Regions from separate parts of the Homo sapiens genome. Here region 2 is linked to region 1. A link is a loop called in an ENCODE intact Hi-C map of the cell type or tissue named here. Cell type or tissue: psoas muscle. All regions are shown on one strand. Each heading gives the region's core, and the rest is flanking DNA. Links, peaks and the distances in the headings are about the cores only.

Region 1 (8,354 bases), core at 82-8,081:
ACTATGAGGAAGCGGGTCAGAAAGTAAGCTGACCTAATGATTAATGCTGAATGGTGCTGCAAGCTTGTTTTATTTCATTTCTCCTCCTTCTTTCTTTTTTAATTGGTTTAATAAAATTTATAGGGATGGTTTTATTTTAGTTGAATGTGTCAAGAGTGACCCAAATTATGTAATCAAGTCTTACAAGGTGGAATGCTAAAGAGTTGGAAAACATGAAAACCAATTAGAAAGTTGTTAGCCTAGAGGAAAGAACATCAGAGTTTGAATAACAGTCCACAATCCCTTAGCTGTAATTCCAAAACCAGGAATCTCTGCAACATGAAAATATTTTTGTAGTCTTGGTGGTAAAACACGAAATTATCTGAAATTATTTGGTGGTAGTTCCTGCACTGAACTGCCATGAAGCTATTTAACCCTTTATTTTTTCTACTTAGTATAAATATTCAAACATTTAGCTGCAGAAACAATGATATTTTTAGGAATAGGTTGTTCCTTGGATATGTTATATAGTGTCTGGTAGATGAAACATATTGCCTTTCTAAAATCTGAATATTTTTTAATTCTGAAATTTGATATCTGAGCCTTAAGAATTATGGATGTATTAGAAACCTGTAGTAAGTAGTGAGAATGACAATGGGAAAAAAAGAAAGAGAGGGGAATTTGATTGTATAATCCATAAACTTTGGCTATTATAATGTATTGGGAAATGAGGGGCAGTTAGAATGAAGGAATATTTTCAGTATTTTAATTCAGGCTGAGGATTAGTGGTTAGTTCTAAAAAATGTCCCAAGAGGAAGGATGGATTTGGACCTAAGAGGACAAGTCTAGATATAGAAGCAGTTCTATTTTTCAGATTGAGTTTTAGCTCTCTGTGATGCATGCAAATAAAGATTATTATCCAGTTGAATATTATATCATATCTTTTTCCTTGTATTTTCCATTCTTAGAAATTAAATAGCTTTCTTAATGAAAAGAGTACTGAATTTACATTTGTTCTAACAAAGGCTTTCATGATAATTATATATTAACTTATTTATCTAAAAATGGTTATTTTCTCTGATCCAGTACTCTCTTTTTATAATAAATATTTTGCAACACTTCCTACACTATTTTGAAATGAAATTCAGAGTAAATATAACTATCTATACACATAAAGTATAAAAAGTTAGTATAATATTCTAATTCTAATATGAAAGAGAAAAAATGGAAATAATAATAAAAAGCATGTTTTTTTAATATGTAAACACTCAGGCATGAATAAACAAGAAGACAGTGGGAAAAAAAGACACTTTTACCAATGACAAGGTGCTAGGTTTTGACTGATACATATCATATATTAATTTTTATTAATGACTTACATACAATGCTAAACATAATAAAGTAAAATTTCTCTTAATTTACACCGCAGTTGCATCCCTAGATAATTCAGTGTACAAAGGAACAGTGCATACATACTTTGTGTTTATGTGTAAAATTGCCACCATTGATGGTAGTACATATACTTATTGTTGAAAGGGCTGATAGACACTGTAAAACTTTTACCAAATGTAGAAAAAAGACACATGCAAATACAAAAATGACTATCGAAATGTAGGAATCTTTTGCTTCCTTCTAATTTTCTCTGATTAGTACAGTTTTTGAAACATTAGCCACTGCAGCAAAATCTTCCCACAGCCATTGCCCCCCAAACTCAGATGCACACATTTATTGAAGAAAAGGGAGGAGACCTAATTATTTTTTTTACTTTTTTAACTATTGAAGGAAAATACAATGAGATATTTTCAAAGTATAACACATCCATCACATTTTCTCACATTCCCCTACTGAAAGAAATATGGTTTGTGCACTGTAGTAAGGAAAAGTTAATAATTGCATGCTACATTGCATATATGGTAATCATACCTTCCAAATTTTCTGTTACAGTTTGAAATTTTAACAATTCTATGTGGTAATAAATGTACATATTTTTCTCAGATCATCTGTTCTAATTTTTGATTTGAAATTTATGGGTTCCCTATGTATTGATATCATATGATTCTACAGTAATAACATTCCGGGTTTAGCAGTTTTGTCACTCTATTTTCACAGATTGGGCATACACACTCAAAATTATTTTGAGATAATATTGAAATGATAGTTTAAAAACACTCTTCTTTTGCAAATCTTATGTACACTTCCCTGCATTCAAAATTGTATCTAGAATCTGCTTGCCTTTCCTGCAAAGCAATAAATAATCTGGTTATGTATTTCAAAAACATTTTATGTCAATTATAATATATTGACAAGTGGGTGTGGGGAGAGAGATTATCAGTAGAAACTTGATATTTTTGTATTTTTGAGTAAATCCTGACATATATCCATAGTATATATTTTCTTCCATAAAATGTGAAAGAGAAACAATAAAAAATGAAAGCAAAATAAAAAGTAGTATGCTATCTCATGTACTAAATCATATTATAAAAACAGGGCAGAACGAAAGTCAATGTTTGTCCAGAGCATTTGCTAAACCATTTCCCATGTAACCTTTTCTTCTTTCTTCATAAATTGTATGGTGTTATGTATTCATTTTATAGATCTAGCTCACTGACAAATTTGATCTTCTATTTCTTAATTTTGCTAAAAGTGCTACTTTTCTGCCTAAGAATATGTATTTTCTTAGAATTTTAAACCTTCTCTTTATTTTTAATACCAGCTATACTTGTTTATTTGGGAAAACAGGTTTTTGTTTTTTCCAAAATAAACACTATTTAATCACTTTTTAAAAACACGACTTCTGTAGAAAATAGAATATCTGGCATCTGAGCCCTCATTCCTGCATAACAATGCTTGGCCTGAGTAGCATCATTCTCTTTAGATGTGGCCTGCACTTTCCCATGTGCTCTCATTTCTAGCACTATTATTTTTATGTCATTGAATTTCAGCAGCCATTTATTATGTTTTCTGGTTGGACCCTATCATCTTTTGGGTTTATGACTTTTAGGAATTTGGAGTTAAAGTACAATTTTAATTTCAATTTATTTTAGCAAATTCTATTGCTTGATATTACAGTTATTTTCATAGTATCAAATATATTTCTTCTATGCTAGGCACATATTATCTGCTAAATCTTTTAATAATTACTTTCTAAAATTTATGCTGTGTCATTATGAATTTGATATATCAGTACTCTTCTAAATCAGTACTGTTGTATTTTATACTATAGAATTATCAGAACAAAAGGAGACTTTATAAAGTATTTGAAATATTTTAGACCACACCTCAAACCCACCTGCTAGGCATAGGAAGATTAAGCATTTTACCAAAAGTTGCCAATTTTGTTAAGACAGGGTTAAGCATTTTAGCAAAGGTTGCTAAATTTGTTGAGACAGGAGTGACCCCCAAGCCAATCACTTAACCCATACTCCAGTACTCTTTCTTAGGAGATATATTTCCTGGGGATAAAATTGCACTTGTAAAAACATCTCTAAAACAAGTATGTTTATATTGAGACTTTTACCATTTTATTCATTTTGTTTTATTTTTTACATTTTATTACTCTCCAAAGGTAAATTATTCTAATTTACCTATTTTATTTCAAACAGATCATGTTGTTTGTGAAGAAGAGTTTAAATACGCCATGTTAGCTTTAAACTGTATATGCCCAGCAACATCTACACTTATTACACTACTGGTTCATACCTCTAGAGGGCAGTAAGTATATTTTTTCTTTAAGTTAACCTTTTAAATTATATAAAAAACAATAAGGGCAGTTATGTGATTTAAAAATATAGAAGGCCTACGTATACAGCTAGATATGTACCTATACTTGAATTTGTGTGAGTTATCTTTATCTGGTAGATAAATAAAGACATGTTAAAGAATCCAAGACATACAAAAAGTGAGTAATTTGCTGTCTTTTCTCAGTAGTCTTGAGATAGTTTGTTGCAACTTATTAGTAAATTCTAAGTGCCGGCATCATTTGTTAGGCCTAGGATTAGGACATTATTTTTATTTTAAAGATGAATACTTCTGCAGCAAATGAAACATTTAATTAAAGGATTCTCACAGTTATTAGTATAAGAACTTAAAGTCAAATTTTTCTGTTCCTGAGGTAAGTTTTATCTGAAAGCTTAATGTACACAATTGATGTCAAAATGGCAATTTTATAATAGAATAATAACAAAGTAGTTGTATAAAATTAGCTAATGCAGTATAAATCACTTTTTATATGCATTTCAAGGTTGGAGAAAGTTGTACCATTAGAACCTTTTTTATTCTTGTTTGTTTATTTTGATAGAGTTTTATGAAATACAGAAGTTGTTTTTGACTAGGATGATCAAAGAAAATATAACTAGTGAACATAGTCATTGCTCTTATTTAAAGAGACAAATGTACTTCATTTCATATCTTGTCATATTTCTAATCTTATATTTCAGACAAAATGTTGATTTTCGAAGTAAATTCCACTTATGCTAGTGGTTATGATTACTCATATTAAGTAAGTTAATTGATAATTGTTTAGGTGAAGTGTCAAATCAAATAAATCCAGAAAAAGGAAAATTCTTTTTTGAGATTTATTTATAGATGGATAAGTTGTTAATTTAAAAGTAGTAAATACTCAGTGTTATATAAATTAGATTTTACTGTCTTACTTCTGACTGCCTAATTGGGATGGTAAAAGTTTCTTAGGAGCAATTTTCTCAAAGTTGTGAATAGGAATATTTCTATTCTATATACTTACAAGCCTTTAATCTGTGCAATAGGAAGGATGTAACAGGATTAGGAATGACGTTTATCTTCTTTGCAGAAAGTGTTTGTCATTTTGATGCAATTAAATAAAGTACTAAAAATTATTTTAACACCAATTAAGTGAACATTCATAGAACTCATCAAGTGTCTTCATTATTTTTCCGTAACGTCTTCGTACAGACTCAGACAACTGTAATGATGACTATCTAGGCAACTTCATTGTTGTATACATGAGTGATAAAATAAGTCCCATAAACACTATATAACACAGCTCATTACTCATGACTGAAGTTAAATTTCGTTGTGCATCTCCTAGTAAATATTATTTATTGACAAACAGTATTGCCTGGTGAAAAAGAATTATACTTCACATAAGTTAAAAAAAGATTTTAGTGATCCTTAGAATAAGACGTTTCCCAACATACTCTAATGAATTTTGCCTTATTAAAAAAGAAAGCAATGTTGTTGAAAACATTGTTATATAATTAAGGATTTCCTTTAAATAAGAGTGACTTGCAAAATTATTTTACAACTGTGTCACAGTAAATGCTATCATCCACCATAATAACTTCTTATAGTAGATTTATTGAAATAAAACTTACATACTATACAATTCACCCATTTAAAGTGTACAATTCAATATGTTAAAAGTATATTCATAGAATTATCCAACCATCACCATTAAATGATTCCAGAACCACATAAAGAAATTATCTACCCTTTAGCATCACCCTACATTTTCCCCCCACCAATTCTTGCAGCCCTAGGCAACCACAATCTATTTCTGCTTTTATAGATTTACTGCAGCCTCCACAGTAGCTGGGACTATAGTCATGAACCACCATGCCAGGCTTTTTTTTTTTTTTTTTTTTTTTTTTTTTGTAGTGACGGGATTTTGCCATGTTGCCCAGGCTAGTCTCGAACTCCTGGGCTCAAGTGATCCATCTGACTTGGCCTTCCAAAGTGCTGGAATTACAGACCTGAGCCATTAGGCTCAGCTGAAATCATTTTAGTATATTTGGTAATACAGTAAATAAATGAACGTAAAGAATTTTAAATAATTTGGTTTTGCTTTAGATTCAGGGGATATATGTGCATGTTGGTTACTTGGGTGCATTGCATAATGGTAGAGATTGGGCTTCTAGTGTACTGGTCACCCAAATGTTGAACATTGTACATAATGTTTTTCAAGGTTCATTCATATTGTAATATGCACCAGCACTTTATTCCTTTTTACAACTGAATAATATTCCATTGCATGGATATATCACATTTTATTTTTCCACTCATCAGTTGGTGGGTATTTGGGTTGCTTCTAACATTTTCACAATGCTGCTGTTAACATTTGTGAAAAGGTTTTTGTGTAACATAGGCTTTCATTTTCTTGCGTCTATATCTAGGAGTAGAATTGCTGGGTCGTATGGTCACTCTGTTTAGCTTCTTTAGGAACTGTCAGAATATTTTTCCAATAGCACTTTGATTATCATCATCAATATATCAGGATGCTACTTTCTTTACATCATCAGCAGTATTCGTAATTATCCGCGCTTTTTTTTATCATAACCATCCTAGTGGGCATGAAGTGGTCTCTCCAGCAACTTACCCAGTACTCTGACTAATACAATTCCCAAGGCTGATTAAAACTCTTACAATATAACATTTTCTTTTTCTATTTGTTATTATGTTAATTCCAGTTCTAGCTGATCTGTCAGTCATAAATAAATTAGATGACTTCATAGAACTGTGTAATTTATATTTTTAGAGAGTTTATTCTGTATTTTAATGCTTCTCAATTTTTTTCCTCATTTTTCAGACCCGCTCACTTTATTTACATTTGAGTGTTCTGTGCTCTTGGCAGTGGTATGTCTTATTGTTGATTAAATTAGCATTTTTATTTATTTGGCAATCTTGTCAAAAATAAGTTTATTCTCAATGAAAATAAATTTATTCTTCCACAATGGTTGAACTAGTTTACAGTCCCACCAACAGTGTAAAAGTGTTCCTATTTCTCCACATCCTCTCCAGCACCTGTTGTTTCCTGACTTTTTAATGATTGCCATTCTAACTGGTGTGAGATGGTATCTCATTGTGGTTTTGATTTGCATTTCTCTGATGGCCAGTGATGGTGAGCATTTTTTCATGTGTTTTTTGGCTGCATAAATGTCTTCTTTTGAGAAGTGTCTGTTCATGTCCTTCGCAGTGTGGTGATTCCTCAGGGATCTAGAACTAGAAATACCATTTGACCCAGCCATCCCATTACTGGGTATATACCCAAAGGACTATAAATCATGCTGCTATAAAGACACATGCACACATATGTTTATTGCGGCATTATTCACAATAGCAAAGACTTGGAACCAACCCAAATGTCCAACAATGATAGACTGGATTAAGAAAATGTGGCACATATACACCATGGATTATTATGCAGCCATAAAAAAGGATGAGTTCATGTCCTTTGTAGGGACATGGATGAAATTGGAAATCATCATTCTCAGTAAACTATCGCAGGAACAAAAAACCAAACACCACATATTCTCACTCATAGGTGGGAATTGAACAATGAGATCACATGGACACAGGAAGGGGAACATCACATTCTGGGGACTGTTGTGGGGTGGGGGGAGGAGGGAGGGATAGCACTGGGAAATATACCTAATGCTAGATGACGAGTTAGTGGGTGCAGCACACCAGCATGGCACATGTATACATATGTAACTAACCTGCACAATGTGCACATGTACCCTAAAACTTAAAGTATAATAATAAAAAAACAAAAATAAATAAAAAAAAATTTATTCTTTAGAAAAAATCACCTTTGAACATGGACTATAATGATTTCCACAAGGAAATGCTGGATTATCAGTCCAGTTTGTTAACATTCAACTGGCCCATCCTGATTACATTTCAGCTTTATCAGAATTTTAAAAATTTAGCAATTCATTTTCTTTGTCTTTCAATTTGTTTTCACAATACTTAATTAGTCCCATCCATGAGGTAATCTTTTTCACCTCAGTAATAATCGAGGGGTAAGAAAAAGAGAGAATTGATAAGAAAAATACTGCTTAGTTAGAATTCACAGAAGTTTGCCACTGATTAGATATGAGTGTAGAAAAGAGAGAGGGGGAAAAAAAGAAAATCTCCTCACTTATTGACACTGGACAGTAGAAAATAATGAAGTACATAGTTGGCAGAAGGAAAAGTGGTTTGATATTGGATGTATTTGCTTTCTGATGAAGACATAATGTGGTAGGAATTGCTGCACGCTTGGTTCCTGAGGTGGTGGATCGTGCCAGTCAGGCTCACAAATGTGAAGGAGGAAGTAGTAGGGATTTGGGAGAAATGACAATTTGAGACTATTTTCTAGGAATTTATTAATTCTAGGAAATAGAGTGAAGAAAAGGAAAGCAAATATAGTATAGCATAATAAAATAACACTGAGATAGGATTTCTAAAAGGAACTGGATTGTTAACAACATAGATGATTCTAGATTAAGACTGAGCAAGCATTTTGGAGGCTGTTCTCTGAGGACTTCTGAAAAAACAATTTCTACAATGGGGATTTTCTTATTGTGAGAAAATATGAACAAATTAAGGAATGATAAGAAATGAAGTGTGGTTGGAGA
Region 2 (8,354 bases), core at 331-8,330, 430 kb after region 1:
CCTTCATGGCCTCACCCTTTACTGGGCTACTTGATACCTTCAGCCCTGGGAGACGTAATGGCTGACTGTTGTTGCTATTCTCTAGGTGCATCAACATTTTAGTTAGTTGGATTCATTATAATGCTCTCACATTTCTGTAAATGTTATCTTAATTAGCCTCTTCAAACATCTGAATTTGATTATTCCTGATGAAACACTAATTGATATGATGGCTGAGCTATGAGACTCACATTGCTTTGTTTTTATTGAGTGTAAGATAACTTGCATTTCCTTATCAAAGAAGACATCTTAGACCAGGAAATGATATTAATTAATTACCAGCTGTAACTAATATTCAGCTAACAGATTAAACCATTTGAGGGAGCACATTAAACGTAAGCCAGGCTGGAGACATCAGTGATTCTTACTACATATGCTAAAGGCTAACCAAGGGTTTTTAACTTAGTTTTAGCAAGTGAGGTCTCTGTTCCGACAGTCACTCTAGAGGCTTCTCAAGTCACTAAGAACAAAAGTGAAATTCCGTGCTTACAAAGCTGTATACGGAATGTTCCTTATTTTAACTTTGACATGTTTTCCTGTCATATGTCCCTTTTTCTCTCCAGCATAGCTGCACTGGCCTAGCTCATGCTTAGCTGAGCAAACACTCTCCAAATTCAGATTTTAAATACTGTGGCTTCTACCTGGACTGCTGTTTCCCCAGATAGCATTGTGACTTGTTCTTTTTCTTTTTTAAATCTTCTATCAGAGATCTTCTCTGACCACCTGCCCAAAACATTACCCCTGATCCCTTACTCCAGCAGAAGCCCTAAATCCCAATTTACCTGATGATATTCTTTCCTCACAGGAATCTTCAATTATGGTAGGTCTACTTATTTGTTTATTGTCTACTCTTGCCATGGGACATAAGCTCTATGAGCGTAGGTTCTGTGAACACTGTTAGAGCCTGTTCAATAGTGTTTATTACACTGCCTGGCATGTGGTTGCAACTGGATAAATACTTGCTAACTGAGTAAGTGAATAAATGAGTGGGGAAGAATTACATTCAGATGAACCCAGACAGAAAAGAAAATATTTCTCCATAATTTCTAGAAAAGAAAATATTTTGCAGTCTGAGACGTCCTTTCTTAGAGGCCCCACTTTGTCCTACAAAATTCAAAGATCATTTTTTCAAAATGGTAGCTAGCCTGAGACTTGTATTCTTGTACCAGTTGCATGATGGACAAAATTAAAAAGAATCAATACAAAGAGGAGAGGAATAAATTCGAAAGAAGACAATATCCTCAGAGGAGAGGCCAAGATACTGCTTGTCTCAGTTTAAATGTATTTATAATCCCTTTCCTTATCCCATTAGCATTTCCAGCACAGTATACTAACTGTTTCCTTGGCTCATTTTCAAGGTTTATGTTTTCTGCTTCAAAATAGTGGTACTAAAAGGTGTTGAAGGAGGGGAACAGGAATAAAGGGTGCCTGAGCTGCCCCAGCAGCAGCAGGTCTGAATCCTGGGTAGTTAATTAAATTACAGACTTTTAAATCTCACTTTCAAGGACTCAGAATCTGAGAATCTGTACATTTGTTAAAAATTAGATGTTTCAGATAATATAATGTAAATATTCATATTCAATATAATCTATTTGAAATGTGATCATTCCTCTAAATAAGCTAAGCAATTGGCTGTTAATATTTCAAAGGGCAAAATGTAATAATAAACTAACTGGAAGTTTGTCTTCTCTTTCTAACCATCTTAGGTACATAATTTCTTATTTTGATTAATATGAAGTTGAAGATTTAAGCAATCTCTTTAATTGTATTTGCAAAAATCTGCATTTGAAAGAAAACACAAGCATTTAGAGAAAGGGAAAGGTCAGCTGTACCTTATATATTATCAATTCAGATTGATATATAAATTATAATTAATTCTCATAGCAAGGTGAAACTTTTTAAATCCTCTGAACACCCATGCATTCCTCCCTAATTTTCCAACAATGTTTATAAGAAGAAAGTGCATAGAAGATATTAATGATTTGAATTTTACCATTTTACATATTATTATCATTTGGCTTATCTGTAATTATGAAGTGCTGTACTTCTTGGCAGTGTATACTAATCCCTAGTCTAACTGTGCTTCCATTCTCACTAGGGGAGGAATTCCATGGGAAGATGGTTCTTCTTTTCTGGGAAAAAGTGACTGGCAAGGAACTTCATGATGCTCATTTATTCTTTTCCTAATATTAGGTTGATACAAAATTAATTGTCATTTTTGCCATTACTTTTAATGGCAAAGGCCGCAATTACATGGCAAAAATCACAACTAAGTTTGCACTAACCTAATATTTATTGAGCACACTTGGTATAATAGACTATATACTATGTTCTGAGAGTATGAAGAAGTAGAATAGACAGTTCTTGACTTTAAGGATTCAGTATTCATATAAAGTCCTCTCAAAATGGACCCTAGAGAAGGTGACTATAAGTATAAAAAGCTTTGCAATTTTTCCCATAAAGTATAGTAATGTCAAAATCTCAATATAGATTTAGGATCTTGATAGAGTAAAAGATACATTTCCAGAAATCTCAAGAGCCTCACTGGCCTTTCAGGATCATCAGTATGTTATGGCTCAAATACCTTTGTAGTCTTGGAAAACGTAGTTAATACTTTTGGTCTTCATTACACTTGTCTTCAAAAACTCATTACAAGATGTCTAAGAATCTTAACTAATGTCAATAATTTAATTAAAGAAATTATTTGAAGTCTTAAATGCCAAATAATTAAGGTAGTACATATATAGAGTCAATAATATAGAAGTATATAGATTCTTTTATCTAAAAAACTGATGTATTTGATATGACATGATTTATGACAGCAAATTTAGGCTAAATGCAGCTTTATAGTATTTAAAAATCAAATTTCTGACATTTATAGATATGTTTTCTAAGTATTACTCATTTAATTCAGCAAATAGCTTTGTTAACAAAAATGGGGCTTTCTTTTCCTAGTATTTTTTCTTCATACCAAGTTGGAAATGTTACCTTGAGGGTACATTGATTAGTTATGCATGTTTTAAGTGTAAAATGCTCTGGGAATTAAAATGAAGAGCTAACTAATTTACGTAATAGTTTCTCCATCTCTAGCCCCACATCATCTGTCTTCAAAAATTTGACTTTCATTGGATACTTCTTGAAGAATTACTAAAATATGTCCATTAAAATATAATTATTAATGATATCAGTAAAGAATATAATTTTACTAGTTACCTTCAGAATATTATGCCAAATAAAAATTATTTGTTGCATATTTCCAATTTGCATCATAGGCTTCACCAGTCTATGCACATATGTGTTGTCACATCAACATGAATGCCTGGCTCTTTGCAGAGTACTTTCTCCAAAACTCCTGTGTAATGAGATGTTACTGTACTGATGATAATGACTGGAGGTATTAATCACCCAAGTCCAAGGCTCACCATTCTTTCTGACATATATAGAAAAGTTACCTTCTTCGTGTATTCATCTTTTTTAAGATGATATTTTATATCAATGGCTTGGGCCACTAGTAATAAGATTATTTTTACGATAGTATCCAGACCTGAGTGATAGTTTTTTTCAGCAGAATCACTTTATTTAGACTGTTAGTGCTAGTAATTGGACAACTAAGAATGTGCAAGCCTTCCCAGTCAGAGCCTCATACTGAAGCTTGATCCACTGTTAGCTCATCCTCTGAGCCTATTCCTAAGTCTGTCTCCACACTGAATGTCTGCCGATTAGGATCATTTTGCTCTCAGGACTCATATTAGTCCGGTTGGACTGCTAGAACACAATACCTCAGACTGGGTGGCTTAAACAACGGAAATTAATGCTTTCACCATTCTAGAGGTTGGAAGTCCAAGATTAATGTGCCAGCAGGGTTGGTTTCTTGTGAGGCCTTTCTCTTCGGATTGCAGACAGCTGCTTTCTCATTGTGTCCTCATATAACATTTTCTCTATTGTCATCAGTCTCACTCTCCCACTTCTCCCTCTAGTTTTGTTAGAAGTAATCATGTGCAGATGTGTACGTATACTTAACTAGACAACAATTACGTTCCAGTTCTTACCACCGGATTTCAAGGGCATATGCAAAATGAGGTGTATGATTGCACACCTGTTTAATACTTCTTGAGTATTATTGATGGTTATACAGGCTTTTCAGTCCAGTGTGGACAGAAAGCATCTCAGTGTGTGTTTTCCAATTCTATCTGCTTGCATTAGTCACCAAAAATAATATAAAAATTGAATTTTGTTTACTGCTCTTGAGCAAAAGAACAAATCACTCTTTATAGTCACTCTAATAGTTCTTCAACAGAAAACCCTAATTTCCTTTCCTTTATAAGGGTATATTCTGTTCATAAGGGCTCTGTCCTAATGAACCAATCACTACCCAAAGGCCATACCCTGCCAGTGCTATCACATTGATTACTAGGTTTCAATACATAAATTTTGGGGCACAAAGCCTTTATGTGTGAAGGGCAAATATATTTATTGTCTGAATGCTTTCATTCAGACCATAGCCAATACATTCCAAAAACTATGCTCAATGGTATTTCATTTTTCTTACGTAATGTGTTTTCTTCTTTGGATGAAAGAGCCATGCTGAAACATATGACAAGTGATTCAAAGATATAGGTTTTGTTCCAAAATATTGGAGGGAAAATGCTAGGATTAATGTAATATGTTTTCTCCTTTGGAAGAAAGTGCCATGCTGAAACATATGACAAGAGATTCAAAGATATAGGGTCTAGCTCCAAAATATTGTATATAAGAAGGGGAAATGCTAGGAGTAGAATAAAAAGAAGATGATGATTGAGATTAGGGCCATTGTGTGTGTCTTGGGGGTGTGGAGTGGGTGGGCTTGAAGGACACAGAAATAGGTTTCAAGCCATATTTCAGTAACTATTACAATGCTTAAGTTTAAGAATAAAATCCTATTGAAAAAAAAGACAAAAAAAATTCAGCGATGAGAATATACTTGGCATGTCTCAGAAACAGAAAGGAGGTTGAAAGCAGAATAAGAAACCAGAGAATGATGGTAGAGAAAAAAATGTAACTTCATATACTAGGGTTTTCCTAAGGTTTCTGAAGTAGTTGGCCTTCGTGGCTTTGAGCTGTGAATGTTTAAAGGCATATTCCAATGTCAGAAGATTTAGCTTTGATAATGTTATGTCTGATCTCTTCATTCCACTTATGGGGTAAAGTATGACAGCTTCTGTTGCAGTCTTTGTGAAGCACTCAGCATGGGGTCTTAAAGCAGCATTTAACCTATATCTTTAGATCCTTAAGACTCTCAGTTCTCTAGACTGTAAGTTTCTGAAGAGCATGTCTATATCTAGTTGGGTATAGTGTTGAATGAAGGAACTAACTGAAAAAAAAAAAAAAGTACAATGTGGGGAAACTAAAGTTATATATCCACTATATTCTTCTTATGCTTTAGTTCACATTTTTAACAAATTAATCATTCAGTTTTCTAAATTTATACAATGTTAGTTTTCCATACTCTTCTTAGAAGTTTTCTATTCTTCTTTATCTTTTAAATAATCTTATTTGCAGGAATCACATTCAGTTAACTGACTTTTTCCCCACCCTATGATCTTTTTGTATGGTGAAACTCCCCAAGAAATTTTCTTTGTTTCTACACACTCTCTGAGTTTGAAACTCAGTGGTTAGAAACATAGAAAAATGACTATGTGCTTTCTCCATCTGACTAGGAATAGCTAATTTTGTATTTTACTGCACCTTAGAAATCTGTCAAATGGGCACCTATCCTATTTTACAACCAGAAAAATATCTTCCTATTACTTTTTCCTAATTTTTTCAGAGCATAGGCTCCTCTGCATCCACCTCGACTGTCAACAGGTAATGTGTCCTTACAAAGGAGCCTCTAGAAAACTTGTCCTGATACTCTAAATTATCCCACCACAAGTTGCTGGCCAGACATATATCTTTTCTCAGATGAATCTGACTCTTTTTAACAATCATCAGCCGAAAAAAATAAAAGTCAAAGTTTTAGTAGAAAAAGAAAACTATGTTCAATGACCTCAAGTGGAGAGTGATTGCTCTCTGTTCATGACACACCAAAAAGGCAGACTGAGATACAGGGAGAATGGTAGAAAGACAAAACAGACAGATAGGCATTGAAGTAGGCTTGTCATCTAGAATCTGATAAGAACAGCTTTAACACTACAAAATAGGAAATGGATCTGTTAAACCCAATCTTAGGAAGACTTTGGAAAGATATTTTCCCCTCTAAGTCACAGAGGGGAAAGAAACATAACTGTCCATATTTTGGATAACTAAAAAGAAGCCTATAGATTATATATAATCTATATAATTCATCTATATGATTAATTGGCAGCCTATAAATTAATCTATGTGTAATTTATGTCTCTCAAAAGAACCAGAAGGAGAATCTGAGCTTGAGAATTAGAAAAGAGTAGCTGCCTCATTCTCATTTTTTCCTAGTCCTCAAATCTTTCAATTGTGTTTTGCAAATATCTTAATACCCCTTAATTATTCCCTATTCTCATTTTACATTGAGTGGATCTCTGTCCCTTGGAAGCAAATGAAATTTACTTTGAAATTTTACATTTTTTATGATTTTTTTCCAGTGAAGTATGAGCTTATTTCAGCATTTTTGAAAGTCTGCTTGTGAGGACCTCTAATCTTATTTGATGAGATAAAAATATTTTGGTGCTATAATAAAGTTAACATGGAAAAAGGAACATATTTTTTTGTTGTTGTTGGAGACTGATAACGCAAAGTCTTTAGTGAGATTTGAGAGCACACAGTAAAGAAACCTGTTGAATTTGTTTAACCCAGTGTTTCTCAAATACATTTGGTCATGGAAGACTTTAGTGAGCCTATGGTAATGATGGTAGTTTTGCTTAGTTATGTCCTCAATGGCTAATCACTGCAACAATCTTCTCTATTGGCAGAGCTTTGTCTTCCACAGTAGAGTCTAAATACCCAAACAATCTTTTCCCCAGACTTGCATTCAGCTAGCCATGTGGCCCAGTTCTAACAAACAACAACAAAAAAGGGCTCTTGAAAAAAGAAATATGAAGAGGGCCCCTTTGCTACAGAGACTCCTGGTTTTGGTCATTGTTGTGAAGCTTTAAGCATTTGCCTCCACCTTGTGACCAAGAGGGAAAACTTCCTGATGCCCTGCGATAGCAGAGTGGAAGAGAGGAACTAGCAACTTTGATGCTATTCAAGGGCCAAACCAAAAGCTACCCTTCGACTTATTTTTCCTAGGAAAGTATCAACTTCTTTGATTTAATCAACTTTATTTGGACATTATGTTACCCAGTTAAACGCATGTAAAACAAATAGCATTTGAGGATGCTGTTGTGAGCTTAGGAGTATACAGCAGAGATTTTTGGTTTGAAGTAAACACAGCAAGGCCACAAAAACTCTTAGGGATGTTGATATTTCTCTTGCACAAATGCCATTTCAATTGTGAAACTGAAGAATAGAGAATATTTGGCAATATCCCTCTATTATTTATACATAAAGTACACTATTAAAACAACTGGCATGATTTTCACTTTCACTGGAAAGTTGTTTATAATTGCCTTTGGACAGTTAAAACTAAAAATATCTTCACATTTTGATTTACCCTTGGTCTACCTCATGGATACTTTCACATTTTAATATTATCATATGATAATATGATTAATAGTTGAAAACTATCATGTTTAGGAAGGTATTAAAACCCTCCAATATGAAAACTGCTATTTTAATTTCAACATATTTTAAAAGCTGGTATAAAAAATGTAGCTATACAGATGGTATCTTAAAATAAAAAAATTAACTCCAAACTTTATTGGCTGAGGCATTTAAAATACTTTTCCAAAAGGGTAAAACAAATTATTATTAGCCAAACTCAATACATACAGCATTTTCTACCTCAAACTTTTGTGAAAAATGAAAAATAATTTTTTTCTCTGACTAGTTATTTAAAATGGCCTACACATAACTCCTTTTAGGCAACATTTTTAACTTCCAGAGCCAATTGTTTTTTCTGCCAGTTACTGTAATTGGTAACAGTCTTGTCTAATTTTAATGATTTTTATACAGCTATTGCCTATACCGTATATTTAAATCAGTAAAATGTTTTAAAAATTGGAAAATAATGAATTTTAGGTTATACATTTATTAATTTAAACCCAGCTGTTGTGAGGAAAACACACACTTTTTTGTTTCTTTGTTACTATTGTTCCAGATCAATAATCAAGTTTATTTGAAATATTTTCCTTCATACAAAGTTTTATTCAATATCAATGTTAATAGTCTCAAACATTTGACTAACTTTACTTACATGTTTT

What was found. A loop is a pair of places that touch in the nucleus more often than their neighbours do. Peaks named below come from ENCODE experiments on the same cell type or tissue, not always from the same donor. Only the 100,000 strongest peaks of a DNase experiment are listed, where the experiment ranks them.
Region 2: it touches region 1 in a loop (7-fold over the local background); 2 of 110 quality-filtered maps call a loop at or near these places.

The regions. Positions count from the first base shown.
Region 1 is chr1:196,368,476-196,376,829 of GRCh38, reverse strand. It overlaps KCNT2 (potassium sodium-activated channel subfamily T member 2), which reads left to right. Exons shown (of 28, transcript NM_198503.5): 14 at 3,582-3,690. It overlaps LOC124904597 (LINE-1 retrotransposable element ORF2 protein-like), which reads left to right and starts at 5,652. Exons shown (of 2, transcript XR_007067045.1): 1 at 5,652-8,354. RefSeq lists an enhancer at 2,562-3,098. In psoas muscle, for the core only: a CTCF peak has its summit at 3,707 (motif pointing right); no DNase peak of the experiment used is centred there.
Region 2 is chr1:195,938,858-195,947,211 of GRCh38, reverse strand. No RefSeq gene overlaps it. Among named protein-coding and RNA genes, the nearest start is that of LINC01724, 150 kb to the left of the region's middle. In psoas muscle, for the core only: no CTCF peak of the experiment used is centred there; no DNase peak of the experiment used is centred there.